2 separate regions of the Homo sapiens genome follow, and region 2 is linked to region 1. A link is an interaction called in ENCODE POLR2A ChIA-PET data of the cell type or tissue named here. Cell type or tissue: OCI-LY7. All regions are shown on one strand. Each heading gives the region's core, and the rest is flanking DNA. Links, peaks and the distances in the headings are about the cores only.

Region 1 (10,400 bases), core at 3,637-7,636:
CACTGTCTTTCTCGAGTGAATGCTGGCACACCTATGGCTGTACCCACTAAGAAACAACATCAGAGGCTTAACAGTGTAGGTGGGAGTAAATGAATAGATTTTACTAAAAAAAAAAAAAAAAAAGCAACCAGTTACAAAACAAATATACCAGCAAATTACAATAAGATTCAATGAGAAAGGTAACAGACCTAGAGGTGCTACAATATGTTATCTGAAATATTCTGTTTTCAACAAAAAAACAATGAACCATGAAAAAAAAAAAAAAGAAGAAGAAGAAGAAGAAGAAAAGTATGGCCCATACACTGTAAAAAGAAAAAGCAACCTAAGCTGCCTAGGAGAGTAGATGTTAGATATAATAAAGTATTCAAAGTGGCCATTATAAATATGTTCAAAGAACTAAAGGAAACCATGATTAAAGACGTAAAGTTAATATTAAATAAATAATATCAATAAAAAGAGAAATTATTAAAATGAGCCAAATACAAATTCTGGAGTTGAAAAGTTTAACTGAAATAGAACATTCACTAGAGGGGCATGAGGATAACTTGTAATAGATAGAAAAAACAGTTAAGAAACTTGAAGAGAGATCAGTAGGAAAGATTTCTTCCGAAGAACAGAGAGAAAAAGAATTGAAGAAAAATGAAAAAGAGTTTTATACATATGTAGGACGCCATTAAGCCTACCAACATGTATGTAACAGGAGCACATAAAGGGGAGAAAAAAAGAAAAGGAGCAGACAAAAATATTTTTAAAAATGACTCAAAATTTCCCAAATTTTTTGGAAAAAAACCCCCCAAAACTACACATTTAGGAAACTCAATAAATTTCAAGTAGGATAAATGCAGAGATCCACAGATAGACACATTATAGTAAAAATGTTGTGAGCTAAAGATAAGGAAAATAGTTTGAAAGCAATAAGAAAAAGATGATTTGTCATTTAAAATGGATCACCCCCCCCCCCACCCCCGCCACACACATAAGATTAACAATATACCTCTCATCAGAAACAATGGGAGGCCGGAAGATAATGGAACAACTATTTAAAGTGCTCAAAGGAAAAACCTGTTAATCAAGAATCCTATGCAGAGGAAAGGGAACATTTGTACACTGTTGGTGGTATTGTAAATTAGTATAGCCATTTTAGAAAACTGTATGAAAGATTCTTAAAAAACTAAAAATACAATTACCATATGATGGAGCAGCCCCATTTCTGGGTATATATCCAAAGGAGTTGAAATTGTGCTGAAGAGATGTCTGCACTCATTGTTTGCAATAACCAAGATTTGGAAACAACTCAAGTGTCCATTAACAAAGGGATTAAGAAAATGTGATTCATGTAAATAATGGAATACCATGTAGCCTAGAAAAAGAAGAAAATTATGCCATGGGCTGCAACATCGATGAACCTAGAGGACATTATAGTAAGTGAAAAAAGACAAAGAGCAACAAATACTGTACAATCTCACTTATATGCAGGATCTAAAAAAGCCAAATTTATAGAATTAGAAAGTAGAATGCTGGGTACTAGAGGCTGAGTGGGAGTAGACAAAAAAAGGTCAAAAGATACAAAATTTCAGTTAAACAAGAGAAATATGTTCTGTTGATCTATTGCACAGCATGATGACTATAGCTAATGTATGATATATTTCAAAATGGCTGAAAGAGAGGATTTTAAATGTTCTTACCACAAAAAATAATAAATATATGAGGTAATGGATATGTTAATTAACCTGATTTGATCATGCCGTAAGGTATACATGTATTGAAACATCACATCATACCCTACAAATATCTAATTATTATTGTCAATTAAAAATAAAACTTAAAAAATAAAAATGCCCAAATTTAAATACTTTAAAAAAGAATCATAAATTCAACAGAGCCATCTTTTAGAAATGAAAGGGAAATACAGACATTTCCAGTAAACAAAAACTGAAAGAATTTATTTTTTATTAGCAGACCTAACTTACAAGAAAGGAAGTAAGTAAAGGATGCTCTTCTACTGAAAAGTGACTCCGGACAGTAATTTGAGTTCACATAAGAGCACCAAAAGGTAATTATGTAAATATAAAAACCAGTAAAAATGCATAGCTTTTTTTCTTCTTTTTTCTTAAGTGACTTAAAAAGGAATTTTATAAAATAACATGCATATAATGCATTTTGGGCCTATAATATGCAGAAATGTAATATATCTGATAATAAGAGCACGAAGGTAGAAGATGGGAGGAAAGTGGTACAGGGCTAAGGAAATGTGGTATAGGACTCCAGATGAGAACTCTAAAGCTCAGATACAAGTGATGAGAACTAGAAAAATTGAAAGAGAAGGTTTTTGTAACAAAAGCAATAGTTACATACTTGTTCTCATTTATTATCTTAGCTGACAAAGGTCATCTATAAGAAACTCACAGCCAACAACATATTGAATGATGAAAGACAGAGTAGTTTTCCCCTATAAGCAAGAACAACACAAAGATGTCTGTTCTTAGAACTTCTATTCAATATTGTACTGGCGGTTCTAGCCAGAATAATTGGGAAAGAAAAAGAAATAAAAACATCCAGGTTGAAAAAAATAAAGTCAAGACATCTCTATTTATAATTGATAGCATCTCATGTTTAGAAGATCCTAAGGAATGCACTAAAAACTATTAAAACTAGTAAATGAGTCAGCAGAGTTGCAGAATTTAAGATTATACATAAAAATCAATTGCATTTCTATATACTTGAACAGTCTGAAAATGAAATTAAGAAAACAATTTATAATTTTATAAAAATAATAAATTTAATAAAATATAAAGTATAAGTATATATTAATAAGTATACATTTTAAAAGTATAAGTACAAAACTTATACTCTGAAAACTGTAAAATATCATTGAAAGAAATTAAAGAACATCTAAATGAATAGAAAATACCTTATGTTCATGGATTGTAAGACGTAAAATTGTTAAAATCATAAGATTTCCCAAATCAATCTACAGGTTCAATGCAATACCTATCAAAATTCTAGCTGGCTTCTTTGTAGAAATTAACAAACTAATTCTAAAATTCACATGGGATTTCAAGAGACTTAGGAGACCCAAAACAACCTGAAAAAGAAGAATATATTTGAATAGCTGACATTTCTAGAATTCAAAACTTACTGCAAAGCAAAAGTAATCAAGACAGTGTGGTATTGGCATAAGGGTAGACAAGTAGATAAATATTACAAAATTGAGAGTTCAGAGATAAGTCTATGTGTCTATGGTCAACTGCTTTTCAGCCAGGGTGCCAATATCATTCAGTAGGAAAGCAATAGTCTTTTCACAAATGATGCTGGGAAACTCGATAGTCACATGCAAAATGATTTCTTACACCACACTATGTGCAAAAATTAACTCAAAATGAATGAAAGATCTAAATGTAGGATCTATGGCTAGAAAACTTTTATAAGAAAACATAGTGATAAATCCTTGTTACCTCAGATTTAGTGATGGATTCTTAGATAAAATTCCAAAAGCATTATATCAAGAACAACAAGAGAAACAAGAGATAATTTGGAAATCAAAAGTTAAAAGCATTTGTTTCAGAGGACACAATCAAAATAGTGAAGACAACTCACAGAATGGGATAAAATATTCACAAATCATATATCTCATAAGAAATGAGTATCCAGAATATATATAGAATACTTCTAACTTGATAATAAAACAACAAATAACTCAATTAGAAAATGGACAGTGAAATTGAATGGACATTTATCCAAAGAAAATATACAAATGGCCAATAAAAACTTGCAAAGATTCCTGGCATCATTAGTCATCAGGAAAATGAAAATCAAAACAATGAGATACCACTTTATATCCAGTACAATAGATATAAACAGACAATAGCAAGCATTGATGAGGTTGCAGAAGTTGGAACCTTGATACATTGCTGCTAGTAGTGTAAAATAGGGCAGTCACTTTGGAAGACAGTCTAAAAGTTTCTCAAGTGATTAAACAGAGTTACAATATTACTCTGCAGTTCCACTCCTAGGTGTATATCCAAGACAAATGAAAACATGCCCACACGAAAACGTATTCACAAATGTTGTATCGGTATTGTTCATAATAGCCAAAAGGTGAAAAGAAATCAAATATTCATCACTTAGTGAAAGGATAAATAAACTCTAGTATATGCATATAGTGAAATATTATTCAGCTGTAAAAAAGAATGAAGTAACTTATGCATACTATTAATATAACACAGATGAACCTTAAAAATATTATGCCACATAAAGAAGCCAGTCACAAAATGCCACACATTATATGATTCTATCTATGTAAAATATACAGAATAGGCAAATTTATATAGAAAGAAAGTAGATTAATGTTTGCTTAGGGCTGTGATAATGAGATCCTTCCATTATCACAGTGGAAGTGAGTGAGAGTTAAAGGGTTAGGGGTATCTTTTTATGGTGATGAAAATGCTTTAAAGGTGGCTGTGGTTATAGTTGAACATATGAATGAATATAATAAACACCATTGAATTGTACACTTTAAGTTAGTAAGTTGTAAATTTCAATAGCTGTTTAGGACATCAGTGACAGTTTAGTGATATATCATTATCAAAGTGACTCCCTGACTTATATAAGCACTGGACCTCAATGTTGGCAATAGTTATAATGATAAGAATCACATTGATTTGCTGTATTTCAGATGTCTTAGACCGTTTTCTCTCCGTGTGTGTCCTTTCCTAGGGTATTTTGTGATGGCTTTCCCCATTAAAGGTTTCCCCATTGCTTAATTATTTGTTGATTTGTCTGATGGTACAGTGTAATGATAAAACTGGAATTTTTTTTAAAAACTGAGTTTGAATTCCAGCTTTACTGGATTTAGCTATATGAAAAAGTGCATGTGTATATCCAGGTTTTAGTTTTCACATTTTTTAAAGTGATTTCTTTAGCCTCATGGCAAGAAGAGCTTCCGTTCTTGGCAATTTGATTCCATATAATGGTAGAACATGGTCAAACCCGTACCAATTGACCCAGCCAAGTTTCCTGGCATCTGACTTAATAATGATATTATTCTTTGTCTTTGCAGTAATGGTGATATTGATAGTGGAGTGAGGTGGGCAGGACATGCTGTGGACTAGCATTTTCAGAGCTATGTTCTCAATTGTCTACTTCCCTGTGCATCTGTTTTTTTTCTCTTTGATTTCTTATACATGATTTACCACTTTTCTTTTATAATGCCCTTCTCTTCAGACTTTTCAGCTTGTTAATAAAGTCAGTTTTCATGTTTTGACCGCAGAACCCATCTCTCTCCTTATCATCTCATTGTGTTACCCGTAGCACAGTATGCTCCCTGTTTGCATGGGGCTGATTTGTCTGCACCTGCAGTTCACAGGGGCATGACTGAAATCTGTAGGGGAGACCTAGTCCAGCTGACATAAACTCACATTTTTATTGGACACATTATACTTCCAGTTCACAGACTGAATCTTTTAACAGTTTACATACTGTTGATCATAAGTAGGAGTACAGATATTCCTTTGCACCCCACACCCACCATGACCAAAAAACCTAAAATAAGTTGATCAGGAATGCTGAATTATGAGTTTCATTTTCCCACATGAAGGACAGGGCAGTTCAAAATACAGAATTCCAATCTTACCATTGCCTCCTGTGTAAAGAGAGATGGAAGTCACACATAAAGATTCTATAGATCAGCATTGAGCATTCTGCAACCATATGTTGCCCTCAGCTTTGCCATATGGCTCTGAGTCTAATTTCAAACTCACTTTTCAGCACATTTAAAGGTGAGGGATTTGGATACGAATAAACTACCTCTGTGGAAACCACTTTTCGAGAACAGAAGGGAGATTTTAGAATGGCCAGTCCCCTGGCATGTGCTCCTCAGTTGGGCTGGGACAAAGCGAATGTTTGTGATTGGTGGAAATGACACAAATGCCTATTGGGAAGCTCCAAGGCAGCTGGGCCTATGGGCTTCACTGTGCAGCCTTGATAATGGCGTCCAGATCACCTCAGAAGAAGAAAATGGGGAGAGTGTTCACTTAAGCTCCTAGAGAATGAGGATTTATTTTTCTTCTAGTTGCATCATTCTTGTGCTTCACATTGTACTTTATTATAGGGTCAAATCATTTTATTTTGTTTGGGGAAGTTGTGTTATATATAGTTTCCCAATATTTACATTTCAAAATGTATCCTGCTATCAAATTCATTCATTCATTTTAGTCTCTTCCTCCCTTCCTTTCTCTCTCTTCTTTCGTTCCATTCTTTATTCCTTCCTTCCTTCCTTTCATTCTTCCTTCCTTTAGTCTATTTTTACTACAAGGTGACATGCTATGTAGATTACATATATGTGCAAGGCAAAGTTCATATCCTGAGGGAATTCCTGATTTGGGGGGAATATGAGCTGTGATAAAATGCCCTTCAATACAGAAGAGTATGCATAAGACCCAGGACCATATTTCTAAAGAAAAGCAAGATAACTTTTACTTGGTATGCATGAGTGTGTGAGACTGGGAGTAGATGATGCTTTTTAGAAGGAACGGGAAGACTCTATAGAGGAGATGGACTTTGAGGTGAGCCTGAAGACAAGGAGGATAAATTTTGTTTTTTGTTTTTTCCAAACACCCTTAGTCAGAGGTCCCCAGTACCTGGGCCGTAGACTGGTACCAGTCTGTGGCCTGTTAGGAACCAAGCCACGCAGCAGGAGGTGAGTGGTGGGCAAGAGAGCATTATTGCCTGAGCTCCACCTCCTGTCAGATCAGCAGTGGCGTTAGATTTTACAGAAGCGTGAACCCTATTGTGAACTGTACATGCGAGGGATCTAGGTGTTGCACTCCTTATGAAAATCTAATGTCTGATGATCTGAGGTGGAACAGTTTCATCCTGAAACCAACACGGAAAAAATTCGTCTTCCACGAAACTGGTCCCTGATGCCCAGAAGATTGGGGATTACTGCCCTAGGTCACCACCCCTTTCCATACTCAATATCAGGAACCCTGCTTAAGGTGATATGTACTTATTTATGTTGTGTTGAAAGTAAACTCCAACATACAAAGGAACAGGAGTTTTATCAGCTGTTTGCTGTGCATTTTCTTGTCATGGAAACCTCCAACTGACTAAAAGATGTAGGATGTTAAGAAACCAACCTAGAATAAATAGTTTGTGATCAGAAAGATACGGTGGATATTATTTTTACATGAGTAATGAGAGTAATGTAAAATTACTTTTACATGAGTAATGAGAAGTCTATATTAAGCATTAACATAGACTAAACACATCTTAAAATTACCATAATCTTAGCCTATATAATCTCATTTTCTCCTTGCAACTAGTACAGAGAAGGAAACTAAAGCTTATAAAGTTAAGTGATTATTTGAAGTCACACAGCTAGGAAGTGATGGAGCAAGTACCAGAAGCCAAGATTTCCAATCTAATGCAGAGTCCATGAATTTCAGTTATTATTCCATGCCATGTCATTGAGAATATTAGTTTATGGAAGCATTCACTGGACATTTAGTCTGAGCTCTAGAGGAGCTAAAGGAAAAAGATATGGTTGCTTTGGCATAAATCAAAAGGGCAGAGTCAAAATTGAAGCATATTTATGTTTAGTACTCTCAACATACTTTTATGTTACCCTGAATGCAATTCCTTCCCATAATGTCACATCTAACCTTTTATTTTTTATCTTTATCTCTGTATCTTCCTTCTCACTAGAGCTCCAACCTTCTAATACCAAGGCACTAGGAGGGTTTTTTCTTTTTCTTTTTTTAAAATTTAAATGTTGACTCAAAGAAAGAGAGGAGGCAGGTACTCATACAGCATAAAATACAAAAATTTTGGTGGAAGAGTTTCACCTTCAGTAAGCACCCCATCTTTTAGTTTACTTTAATTTTTCTGCTCACCTGGTGGTCATTCTACCAAGGCAGCCTCTTAACATCATCCACTACTCCTTAGAATTTGTAGATTCTTTGTCTTTCTACCCATTAACAACACCAAGCCAAGCAGAGAATAACTAACAACTCATGTTGAAGTTTGTGGCTAATAGAATGCCTATACTTCAGAAGGAAAAGAAGAGTTAAGGATCAAAAGTCTGTCGGGGTGGGAGACAGCAAGTAAGGAGCAGAGTCTGAGAGGAACACAATTCTGTAGCAGAAGAAGTAGCTCACATGAGGTCTCTCACAAAAGCTAAGGATAAAGCTGAGGACATCCCGAGGATCAATGAAAAAAAAGTTAATTTTATTAGGGATGTTGCTGTGAATCCTGCACCATTCTTTGGACTATGTATAGATTGGAATATATCTTTTGAACCTCAAGGAAATTGCACACTAGATACTTTTCTGTGCTCCATGTGTATTTGCCCAACTTGCATATTTGTCCATCATTTCCCAGTCCGATTACTTCCAGATTCATAGACTTCTCCAGAATGGAAGGTAGAAGAAAAGAAGAGTAATTGTAGAATAAACCAGCTACTTGACAAGTAATGTAAGTTACTCATGCCCTGACCCCATTCCTTCCAAAAACACATGTCATACACCTCTGGGTTACGCAAGCATGTGCTGTCCACAGTGATGTGTTATAAGGTGACTTGCAAGTCTAGCCTAGGATTGTGTCAGATACCAGCTCAAAGTATTTCATCACAGGTTGTCTTCTAGAAAAAGACAGAATAAATTCCTTTTAGATTTTTCCTTCTTTTTCTCAGTGGAAGTTGCTAAAAAGAGGAGAAATGTGATTGACCAGTCATCAAAAAAAATGGCTGATTACATATAATCTACTAATTCCTGCATTCATTTAATGTTAATTGAGCACTTATCATGTACTGATAACAAACAAACACTAGCTACAACTCTGAATGTAACAGATCCAATCTGTCCTCACTTGGATCTTATTAGCCTGTATATGAAATAAGACCCAAGTCAATTGAGACTATTACCAGGAGTTATCTTCACAATCACTGATACAACTAACATGCATTAAACTTCTCCTAGGTATTACTGGGCACTGTGATAGGCATAGGGTGTACAGAGATGCACTAGATTTGGCTTCTGTCATAAGGGGGCTAAAAGCCTAGTGGGAAAGAAAGATAATCCCTCTTGAACATGAGAGATGGTTGCTGTGGGAGGACTGAAGAAAAGGTGACAAATGCCTACTTGGAGACGTTGGGCATGTATCACTAAGATGCAAAGTCTTAACAATGTCCTACAATGCCCTAAGTAATCTACCTGGCAACGTGTGCCTCTCTACACTGGTTGGTTCTAGCACTTCCTGTCTCTGGATCTTTGGACTGGCTTATCCTTCTAACTCAGGGCTTCTCAACCTTGGCACTACTGATATTTTAGGCTGGGGGACTGTCCTGGATCTAGCACATAGTGAGATGTTTAGCAGCATCCCTGGCCTCTACTCAGTGGATACCAGCAGCAACACCTCCAACCCCCAAGTTACGACAAACACAAATGTCTCAAGAGATTGCAACATGCCCCCTGGGGCAAAATCATTTCCAGTTGAGAACTACTATTCTAACTGGGGTGTTTCTCTCCAAAGTATCTGCATAGCCAGGGACTCCTTCCAGAATTGGCTCAAAATATCACTTTCTCAAAAAGACCCACACTGATTGTCCTATATTTGATAGCACAATAGGATGACTAAAGTCAATAATAGCTCAATTGTACATGTTGAAATAATTTGAGTGTAACTAGATTGTTTGTAACTCAGACAATAGGACTTGAGGGGATAGATACCCCATTGTTCATGATGTGTTTATTTCACATTGAATGCCTGTATCAAACATCTCATATACCCCATAAGTATATACACCTACTATGAACCCACATAAATAAAGAGATAAATAAATAAATAGAGAGAAAATAAATACATAAATAAATAAAACTCCAATACCACACACCACTCTTCATTCCCCTCACTCTCTTAAATTTTTGTCTATAGATCCTAACATCTTCGGACCTACTATATAATGCACTTATTTATAATTATTATCATCTCTCTACTAATTAGAATATACATTCAACTTGAGTGAGAGGGACTGCTTTCTTCACTGTTGTAGTCTTCTGCCCAGAACAGTGCCTGGCAAAATGTTAACCATCCATACATATTTGGTGTATAAATAAATGAATGAATTATGGTCAACATTTGTGTAAAGTTGTAACATTTACAAATACATCCACACACAAGATCTCATTTACCCCTCAGATAATATTATTAATTAGGCCATAGTGTTATTTTTGTTGTATGGTTTAAGGAAACTCAATGATGTTAAAAATTAGTGACACCCACAAAAAATGATGATGCCAGAAAGTAAAAAGGATAATGAAATATTTTAAAGTATAGCCTTCAGATTTGGTTTGGCTGTGCCCCAACCCAAATCTCATCTTGAATTGTAGTTGCCATAATCGCCA
Region 2 (10,400 bases), core at 2,672-6,671, 830 kb before region 1:
GCTGGGGACTAAGAAGCCTTGCAGCTTCTGCCTAGGCACTTAGAACGCTGGATCTTGGGATGGTCCCTTGGTAAGCCCAGGTTCCATGATGTGAGAAGCCCAAGCCAAATGGGGAGCCCAAGAAAAAATCCTCTATCCAGTTGACAGCCCCAGCTCAGGTCCAGCATAGCCAGTGTCAACCACCAATGGTGCCAGTCCTAGCCCCAGACAGGTAATAAAGGAACCCTTCTGCAAATGACTCCCCAGTCCCAGATGCCCCATCTGTCTTTGATCAGAGACAAACCAGCTGCACCCTCCACATAGTCCTGATTCACAAATCTATAGACAAAACAAGAGTGTGTGAAGCTACTGAGTTTTGGGGTAGTTTGTTATAAAACAATAGAAAGCTGGAACCAGGAAAGTGAGCTATGAACTGATACTTCAAAAAGGGTTAAGGAGGACGCATTGTGTTTACCAGATTGTCTGGTGTTGGGTTAATCAAAAGGCTTCCTGTGCTGGGAAAACCAGAAAAACATAAAAGAATGGCATTAGTGAAGTGCGTCAGGGGGCAGCAGTTACTTAGAGATGGTGGTGGAAGTGTCCTCCATACGATGCTGTGATTAAGTGCTTACAGTTTTCTTTGTTTTTATTCTCTATCTTGATTAAAATTTTGCAGTGTTTATACTGCCACACAGAATAAATGGACCCATAGCTTACATTTCAAACTGTGCCTTGCTGACATCATTATGTTTGTCAGATTTATAACATTTCTAATATACAACAATTTTTCACTCTTGGAACACTGAAGGGGAACACAGGCTCCCTCTCTTTTCTGATGTTTCATTCACTGTTACTTCCTCTATCACTGGTCAAGGGATATGGTCTCCTTGGAAATAACTGAAAACAAAAATAATAGCATAATTATTTATATATTATTTACTGTATCACCCTCCTCATATGATCTTTTACCTGTTATCAGTATTTTATTGCTATTGTAGCAAATTACTATGCAATTGGTGGTTTAAAGTAACGCAAATTTATTATCTCACAGTTCTACAATTTAAAAGTCTAACTTGGGTCTCAATGGGCTAAAATTTAGGTGTTGGCAGGGTTGCATTCCTTTCTGGAGGTTCCAGAGGTAAGTCTTTCTCTTTGCTTTTCCAGCTTCTAAACACCACTTCTCTTCCTTAGCATGTAACTCTCTTCCTCCAACTTCACAGCTGGCAACGCTGCCTCTCTCTACCCCACTCCTCTGCTTTCCTGAGCACACTCTGATAATTCAAGATATTCTCGCTCTTTTAAGGTCAGCTAATTAGTCATCTTAATTCCTTACGCAAATTTAAATCCTGGTTCTGTCATGAAAGGTAACATACCAGTCACAGGTTCTGGGAATTAGGATGTGGACATCTTTGCAGGGGCCATTATTTTGCCTACTACACATCTTATGGCCATCCTCCAATTGGCCAATTACCTATATGAGAAACATATTATCCAAAGGGAAGGTTACCACAGCAGAACCAGAAAGCTGAGCAAAAATATGTCAGATTTTTTAAATCTTGTGTTTCAAAAGTTGAGGTCTAGAAGGTAGAGCTATTTTAGAAGGTAAAATAATAATCATCATTATAATGACAATAATAAAGCAATAGAAGCATCTGTGATCTGTTAGAGAATTACCTTCCCTTGTATCCACAAAGAAGTAAAGGTCATCTGAGCTGGTGGAAGACAGGAATGTTGGAAGTCAAACAAAGTAATCTAGAAAATGCTAATGAGTGTTCTAAAAGGGGTCCCATCCTCTATCCTTACCAGGCTACGCCCATGAGTGTATGAAGGGGATGAGGGGGTGCAGAATATCAGGTGGGTTTGAGGGCTATGAAGGCAAAGGGGTTCTGGGCGTCACTTGCTATATAGCACAGGTTGACAGCAAGCATGGTGAGTGATCCTCCCCACTGTGAAAACAGCCAACTACAGATCCTTTCCTGGCATGTCTAGATCAAAAGAGCTCTAGACAGCTTTCCTCAGATCCTCCAGGTGGAACTGTTGGACATTTCTCAGGCCCTCTGGAGGCTGGAAAAACTAGCTGACGCACAGAGCCAGCTGGCCTTAAATGACCTTGTGGTGGAATAAAGTGGATGAGGCAGCAGCTGTACTACACACCTGTGAGTCAGGTGGGAATGGAGAGGAAGGAGAGTGATGGACAAGGGCCAAGTGATGCAGCAGGTACCAGATTAAAAAGTGATGGCCCAGCATCAAACATGCCCTTAGCTCCTAGGCCTTACAGGTACATTGGCCCTTTGAGCTAAAATGTTCAGTTAAGAGGTGGGAGGCAGAAAAAAAACTGAAATTGACTAGAGTTAAGTTTCCACTAACAATGGAACAGAAATGAAATGAAATTCAGTTACAGAAACGTAATAGAACATTAGATACGCTGTGCTCCTAAATTTGTGTGGCCCCAAATATATCCACTACATACAAATATCAGTAATGTGGTCTCCTTATCTCACTCATAAATGGTACTTTGTAAATCCCAAATCATTGCCAGTTATATTCTTTGAGCTCTTTCAGTTTTTTGTTTTTGTTTTTAGAAAAATCTGTAAGTACTGTTGCTTCCTTTTGAAAGATTAAGAAACTGATGCTAATGAAGTCAACATAGACTCCAAAGCTATGGTCATTCTAATGCCTAAATCCAGGCTTTAGCCCAATTCACTCAGCCCAGCCTCCTTTCCATGATTCTTCAACGAGAACTCATCTCAGCTCCCAGTGTGGGAAAGCAAGCCAAAGTGGCCCTGGCAGAAGGACTGATAGTGAGACATGGTCTTGGTCCTCCACCCTGCCACCTGGTGGTAAGACCTTGGAAAGTCACTCTGCTTCCTGAGCCTGTTTCCACATTCCTGAGGGAATCTACTGCCCAGGTTTGTTGTGAGGATGAGCTCTTAGCTTGTAGACATGCTTTGAGAATGCTAAAGTATTCTAAAAATATAAGGAATTATCATGTAATACCTGAAGGAATGTCTTAGAAGGTGAGCTATGAGAAGAAGTTTCTCTTTACAGACATGATGGAGAGTCTACAGAGAAATGAAAGGGATTTAAAATCTCAGCATAAACGTGGTATTTCCCTGTCTATTCTGAAGCACAGAGAGGAGCTTGCCTTACATCCATTGAACCTTGAAGTAGTGGTTTTAAAATTACATCCTCAATCTAGAGAGGAGGGTCTTTGACAACTTCATCAGACCGTTGAATCTTCTCTTATCCCCTAGGGAATGAATGTTCTTTCTCTTTCTCTCTCTTTTAATTTTTCCAGTTTATATGAATAAAAGACAAAGAGAGACAAGCCCAAGCTACACACACACACACACACACACACACACACACACACACACACACACACTCCTCTGTATTTGAGGTTTCATTCCTATGGGATATCTATCCTAAAAGAGAAGGAGCTTAATTAATTTGAGAAAAGAGAACTAATGGAAAAGAGGAAAGAGGCAGACAACTTAATCCTTTGAAAAAGGTCAGCCTTACATTCTGGACACAACACAGAACATCCTTTTGAGCTGTTTGTCCACTGGCTGGGTTTCAGACTTCAGCAAATCCTCCTCTCCCCAACTAGCACTTTTCCAATGTGCTATATGAAGGGTTAGGTTTCAATGGTCTGAGGCAGACAGCTGTTGATGTATATCAATCTAGCATCTACAACTCCTGTTGCCAGCACCCCAGTTTTTCTTGAGAGTCTATGCCTTCCCCCATCTCAGGGCCATGCATTTCAGGTGTAGCTGCCTCCTGGTGCAAGCTCCAAGCATGGCTGTCTCTGGGATGAGCCCAGTTAATCCCCCTGACCAGCAATTGGTGCAGGGATAAATGGGCATGAGAACCAAGTTGGCACAATGAGAAGGAATCTGGTGACAGTAGTTGGAGGTACTAGGAAAGAAGTGTTTTTGTCCTGTAGGACTTGCATCCAGCCTGCAGCTGGCCCAAGAATGGCACAGTGCTAAGGAAAGCAGAGCTAAGATAAGGAGGGGGATTCCAATGACATTGCTTGAGTCCTTCAATCCAATTTTCTCCAGACTTCCACTTAAGCCAATGCATTTCCTTCTTCTTTTTTTTTTTTTTTTTGCCTATACTAGTTTGAGTTTAGTTTCTATCACTTGTAATCCTGAGAATTCTAATCACTAAAATTTCTAATTGCCCATTCACATCTGAAGAGCTATTAATCTTTGAGTCTCAGATATAGTTTCATTGCATTATTTCATTCTAGAAGCTTCTTCGTATTGATCTCCTGACCTTTGTCTGTTTCTCAGCTGGTGTGTAGCTGCACTAAGGGCCAAGTGTGTGTTCTGTCTCCCTTGGGTCTTGTTCAGAGAGCCTAGTCCAGAGCAGGATTCCTATCCCTGGTTCTATCCTTCCCTTCTTCTTTCTTTTTTCTTTATTTACTGAGATGGGTACTTCTGGGGTGTTGAGCCGAATCAACAGATTCCCTGGGTTCTCCCTCAGTTTTTTAAGAAACATAAACTGAAAAACCAGTCTGTGCTATAACGTGTCACAGGTGACTTAATAAAGCTAAGTACAGCATACAGTAAAGATACTGTATGGAAAAGAGGGTCACCTGCGGGGAGGGAAAAGGCTTCATAAAGGAGATGTCTCTGGAAAGATGTTCACTTGTTTGCTTCATAGACTTCGAAAGCAATTCTTTCTAGGCAGAGAGAAGGTACAAGAAAAGGTTCTGAGGCATGAAACATGCAGGCAAGTTCATAGAACTCCATCTAATCAGCTCCATTAGGCTGTAGTGTAGATTGAAATGAAGCGATAAGAGATGTGGCTGGAGAAACTGAAAAGGGACCACAGAAAGAAGAGCATTGAATGCCAGGCTGAGTTTAGCCTATGTGGCAATGTTTCCCAAGTGTATTTTCAAGATACCCCAACACACACAAATACACACACACACACACACACACACACACACACACATACACGTTAAAAAGTCAGGCTCCCGGGACCTAATCTCCTCTCTAGAATAAAAGCTTCTAGAGGTAGAACCCTGTATCTTAGGTCATTCTTATAAAACCATCAGTTTTGGCACACCCTTCTAAAGCAACAGGAACCCTCCCGCATCTTCTTGTGTGACCTTGTCCCACGCTAGATACTAAAATTCCAAGCAAACAAGGCTGCCTCTCCCTTCCTTCATGTCTTTGCTTGGCTGTCTCCGCTCTTTCCCTAATGTAAGTTGACTCATCTTTTGAAGCCAAAGCCAAAGCCAAAAGCCAACGTCCCAAGGAAGCCTTCTACGAAACTGAGGTCCCAGCTGAAACTTTCTCTTCCGGACCACACCAAAGCACCTGTCCATACTAGTTACACCTCATTGACATCCCGCCTACTATTGTATTCACAGAGGTAAGGCATGCCCTGTCTTACTCTCAAATGGACTGTAAGCTTCTGAAGGTCAGAAGTTCTCTAAGACCTATTGTGTGGTGGGCACTTAAGTTATAATATCTTGTTTCATTCTTCCAACAATTCCAAGAGGTAGGTTTAATGATCTCACTTTACAGGTGAGGAAACCAAGGTAGGCTGGCATACTGAAGGCCGCAGAGGCAGATAAGGGTAGTGTGGATATGATCCTCCTTACCAGCGTTCCCTCGCAGGGCAGGGCTTCTAGCAGGTGGCCTTAGCCCCTGGGCCACTGCCATGTTCCCGGGCCAATGGGCACTTACCACACATCCCGAGGAATCCACCTGCCGGTCAGACACACACTTGAAGTTGCGAGTGCAGCCCCCATTGTTCCGAGAGCAGTCACGAACTGGCCCGAAGGAAGACAGCAGGTCATTGATGGTTTCAAAGTATGTGGACAGCATCGCTTCTTCCCTTGGAGAGAAAGGGGATGGTTAAACCCCAGAGACATTTGGATCCTTAGATTAAAAAAATAATAATGTGAATTCATTACATTTGAAACCATAACTTACTTATAATCAGGAAAACAATAATAATCAATATTATAAAAAGGAAACAACAACAGGTATACCATCATATGACACGGTGCTTGTCAAGTTGTGATACAGAGAAATGGACCTAGAACTCTATACTCTTTATTTTATTAATACTTATGATTCTTGGAGGTAGTCATGAGATGTGCACTTTACCGTAAGGGAACTAGGCTTAGCAAGGTGAAGTATCTTGCTGAAGGCCAGCAGCTTACAATGTGACCGAAGTGAAGTTTGTATTAACTTCCAGCTGAGTCCAAAGAGAAGGCTCTTCTCACTGCCTAACTCTTAGCTTGCATCCTACCTGTTTCTACAGATTTCAGAGCTCCCTATAGCAACTCTGCAATTGGGCACATCCCTATTATTCCAACTTTGTGAATATAAAATTGAAACCATGAAAGATTGTGGGACTGACTCCAAATCCCACAGTCTATAAATAGCAGAGCCAAGACACAAACGCAGGAGTCTGACCCTCCAGGGCCCTAGATCCTTATTTTTCAGACTATTGTGTATAAGTCACTCCATCAAGACTATCAGCAACAGTTGTTGGAAAGGTCATGGGATTCCAGGGAAATACGTGATTCCTCCCAAATGAGGTTCTCAAAAGATAAGACTAGACTTGATACCATAATCCATGGATCTGCCAACATTTTATGAGATGGAATTCTCTACAATGGAGGATACAGATGGGAGCCTCTGATGCTGTCTTCTGCAGAAAGGGCCCGAAATAAGAGATACATTTGCTCTGGGGTATATGATTCCCATACTTACAGGAGATTTTAAAGAAGCACCATGGGCAGTGAGAAGCGGCACATATCCTTCCCTGGTCTGTGCCTCATGAGGCCCAGAGCTGTGAAGCAAGGGAAATGCCTGCAGCCACACATGAAGCAGGAAGAGGCTAGCAAACACTAGAGGGGGTGTCTCTGCACCATCTTGCATACCTTCTCCCATTCTTCTCCACCTCAGGCTTGGACCAGGTTTGAAACTCCTAATTCATTTCCTGCCTCCAGTCTTATCCCTTCTGTCCCATCTTTCATACTGACTGTCAGTGAACTTGGTAAATCCCAGCTCTAATTAGATACTCCTCTGATCAATAGCTTCCCAGTACTTAGAGAAGAAATATAAATTAGCTTCTCTGGCATTCGGACTTCATAATCTTGCCCCCAGTTACCTGTCCAGCCACATTTACCCTCTCCTCACATCTCTATCCACTAGGCACAGGCCTCGTCTCATTCCCTGAACACAGAATCTCTGAAAACAGGTTCTAAACTGGAAAGTTACATGCAGGAGGTTTATTGCCAAGCCCTCTTGGGAGATGCATCTAAAGATGGTGAGGAAGGGCTGGGCATAGTGGCTCATGCTTGTAATCTCAGCACTTTGGGAGGCCTAGGAAGGAGGCTTGATTGAGCCCAGGAGTTCAAGACCAGCTTAGAAAATGAGGCAAAACCCTGTCTCTACAAACATTTTTTAAATTACCAGGGTTTAGAGGAGCCTGCCTGTGGTCCCAGCTACTCGGGAGGCTGAGGTGAGAGGATCTCTTGAGCTACAGTGAGCCATGATCAAAACACTGTCTCAAAAAAAAAAAAAAAAAAAAAAAAAAAAAAAAAGGCAAGCGAAGAAGGCAGGATTTGGTAAAGAGAGAGACTGATCTACAGTGCGGGTCTAAAGTATCAGTTGTTCCTGCAGGGAGCTCTGGAGCTGAGAAGGCCCTTTATGGATGTCCTGAATTAAAGCAAGGAATCCAGGCCTTTGCATCCCCACAGTAGCCAGTCATTGGTGGGGCTGCTGTCTGGAATGGGATATACTAGGATAAACCAGTTCCCTGAGGCTGAAGGCAATGCCTAGTCACTGACAGCCACAGCTGGTGGGTGGGTGGGCTGGCCCTGAAGAGGGGATCTGTGTGTGGTACCTGCAGGCACCTCTCTCAATCCCAAATCATGCTCTTCCTTCTGCCTGGGATGCCCATTTCCAAATGCTTACGTGAAGAAATCCTAAGAATCTTTGAAAACTCTTCATATTCATTCATTCATTCATTTATTCATTGTACAAGCTTACTGAGTGTTTACCATATACCAGGCACAATGCTAGGTGCTGGGGATACAGCAGTGACATCAGGCAAGATCCTGACTCCCAATCTCCACAGTAGCTTTATGTTACCGCCTTTGTGAAACCTTCTCTGTTAATTCCCCCTACTAGAATTAATTCCTTTTCCCTGTGAGCATAGTGGCTAAATCTTTTAACTTATTGATCTTAATTATCAGCTTCACAGTCTCCCAGAGAGACTATAAGCTTTTAAAGGAAAAGGCTCAAGATTTATTCATTTCTCTTTAGTCCCCAGCACAGTCTGGAAGGAAAGTGTGCTAGGTAAACATTTTCAAATGAAACACAGAAAACACCCAAAGGCTTAGACGCAGTCTTCACCAATGAGTACTTTTACTAAGAACCTCCTCAGCAGGGCACTCCTCTCTGTCTCCCCAACTCTGGGTCCCCATTCCAAATCCTTTGTGTTCAGGGATGCAGCACAGGGACAAAGGAGAAGGGTGAGGTGCTACAGGATTATCCCTTGCTTCCTAACTTTGTAGGGAGTGAGGTGACAGGTTTATGGGAGGAAAGAATTAATAGTTCCTGAAATGAAGCTCTGGGGAGACTTGCCACTTTTGAATCATGAAGAGAGTTGAGGATCCTGGGAAGACATTAAGCCTATTAAAATATTAATACCCTAGAAGGGAGAAGAAGAAACAGAAAGTAAGAGGAGGAGATAAGGCAGAGGGACCAGGCTGGGCGTGGTGGCTCACACCTGTAATCCCAGCACTTTGGGAGGCCTAGATGGGCTAGGTCAGGAGATGAGGACTATCCTGGCTAACATGGTGAAACCTCGTCTCTACTAACAATATAGTAGCCAGGTGTGGGGCATGCTCCTGTAATCCCAGTTACTCGGGAGGCTGAGGCAGGAGAATTGCTTGAACCCAGGAGGCAGAGGTTGCAGTGAGCCGAGATCGTGCCACGGCACTCTAGCCTAGGTGACACAGCGAGACTCCGTCTCAAAAAAAAAAAAAAAAAAAAAGACAGAGGGACCTGAGAAAGTGAGAGAACAAGAGATAAACAGGTAGAGAAACTGCTGAGAAGGAAAGAAGAGACACAGAGAGGCAGAAACACATATAGCCACCTGGAAACAGATAAAGGGATCTAAAAGGTATAGATGGACAGACAGAGAGACAGAGAGTTATAGAGGGACACAGGTCATAGAGACAGACAGGAAAAGAAAGGCAAATAGAGGAGAGAAAGGATGTGAAAAGATAAAAATGAAAAGATAGAATTGGAAAAAGAAAGCAAAGAGAGAAACAGAGGCATAAGAAACAGATGAAAAGAGGAGGCATACTCAAGGTAAACAGAACAAATGTGTAAGTGTGCCGAGGAGAGGGAGAGAAGGTGGGAGGGAGAGTGAGAAAAGAGAGCAGGAGGAGACAAATGCAGAAAGACAGAATGAAAGGGAAGAGAAAGACACTGAGTAAGAAAGAAAACACACCCATCTCTACTAAAAATACAAAAAATTAGCTGGGCGTGGTGGCGGGTGCCTGTAGTCCCAGCTACTTGGGAGGCTGAGGCAGGATAATGGCGTGAACCCGGGAGGCGGAGCTTGCAGTGAGCCAAGATCGCGCCACTGCACTCCAGCCTGGGCGACAGAGCGAGACTCTGTCTCAAAAAAAAAAAAAAAAAAAAAAAGGAAAGAAAACACAGAGCCATGGAGAGCAGAGACAGACAACAACAAAGAAACAAGGAAAGGGAAGTGAAAAACAAGCAAAAACATGTCACCTTTCTCTGGAAGCTAGAGACAGTTCAAGCTATAAAAATACAAAAGCTGTCCACTTTTAAAAGGATTGATTCTGCATAAACATCAGTTACATGAGGGGAACATTACTTAAAACACAAAGACCTGACACAGGGGCCGTTACTAAGTCAAGAGAAGTGATTGTGTCAGGCTAGGGAATGAAGAATCTGAGCGCAAGACAGGAAAAAAAAGCTTAAAGCAGACACTGGCGTTTTCTTAACTCAAAGCAGACACTGGCGTTTTCTTAACTCGGGGGCTCAATCCTTCATCTCACTTGCGGAGCCCAGGGTTTAGGGTCTGTGGGATCTTAGAGCTGCCCCAATCTTGGGGCGGGGAGTGGGAGGCAGCAAAGAGATGAATGGAAGAGCACTGGGGGCGGAGGCAGGCTGGACTGAGACACTGCCCTGGGGTATCAGGATACCAGTGTGAGAATCCCAGCTTTGCCAGCAATCACCAAAACTACCAACATCCTCTTCATTATTTAGGATTTCCTGGGCACCTGCTATGTGTTAAGCATGGTGCAAGGTTCCCTTCCTGTAATATTCCCTGTGATTTTCACAAGAGCCCTAGAAATGACAGTTTTATACCCAATGTGCAGCTGGAGAAACAGGGGCTTAGGG

Evidence for each region. Peaks named below come from ENCODE experiments on the same cell type or tissue, not always from the same donor. Only the 100,000 strongest peaks of a DNase experiment are listed, where the experiment ranks them.
Region 2: POLR2A ChIA-PET joins it to region 1 with 5 read pairs; 1 of 35 experiments calls an interaction of 5 or more read pairs at or near these places.

The regions. Positions count from the first base shown.
Region 1 is chr9:117,687,795-117,698,194 of GRCh38, forward strand. No RefSeq gene overlaps it. Among named protein-coding and RNA genes, the nearest start is that of TLR4, 11 kb to the right of the region's middle. RefSeq lists an enhancer at 1-110. In OCI-LY7, for the core only: no CTCF peak of the experiment used is centred there; a DNase peak (open chromatin) is centred at 5,347; H3K4me3 peaks cover 906 bases; H3K27ac peaks cover 1,295 bases.
Region 2 is chr9:116,857,899-116,868,298 of GRCh38, forward strand. It overlaps ASTN2 (astrotactin 2), which reads right to left. Exons shown (of 23, transcript NM_001365068.1): 11 at 5,685-5,835. Among named protein-coding and RNA genes, the nearest start is that of TRIM32, 180 kb to the left of the region's middle. In OCI-LY7, for the core only: CTCF peaks have their summits at 2,830 (motif pointing left) and 3,046; a DNase peak (open chromatin) is centred at 2,803.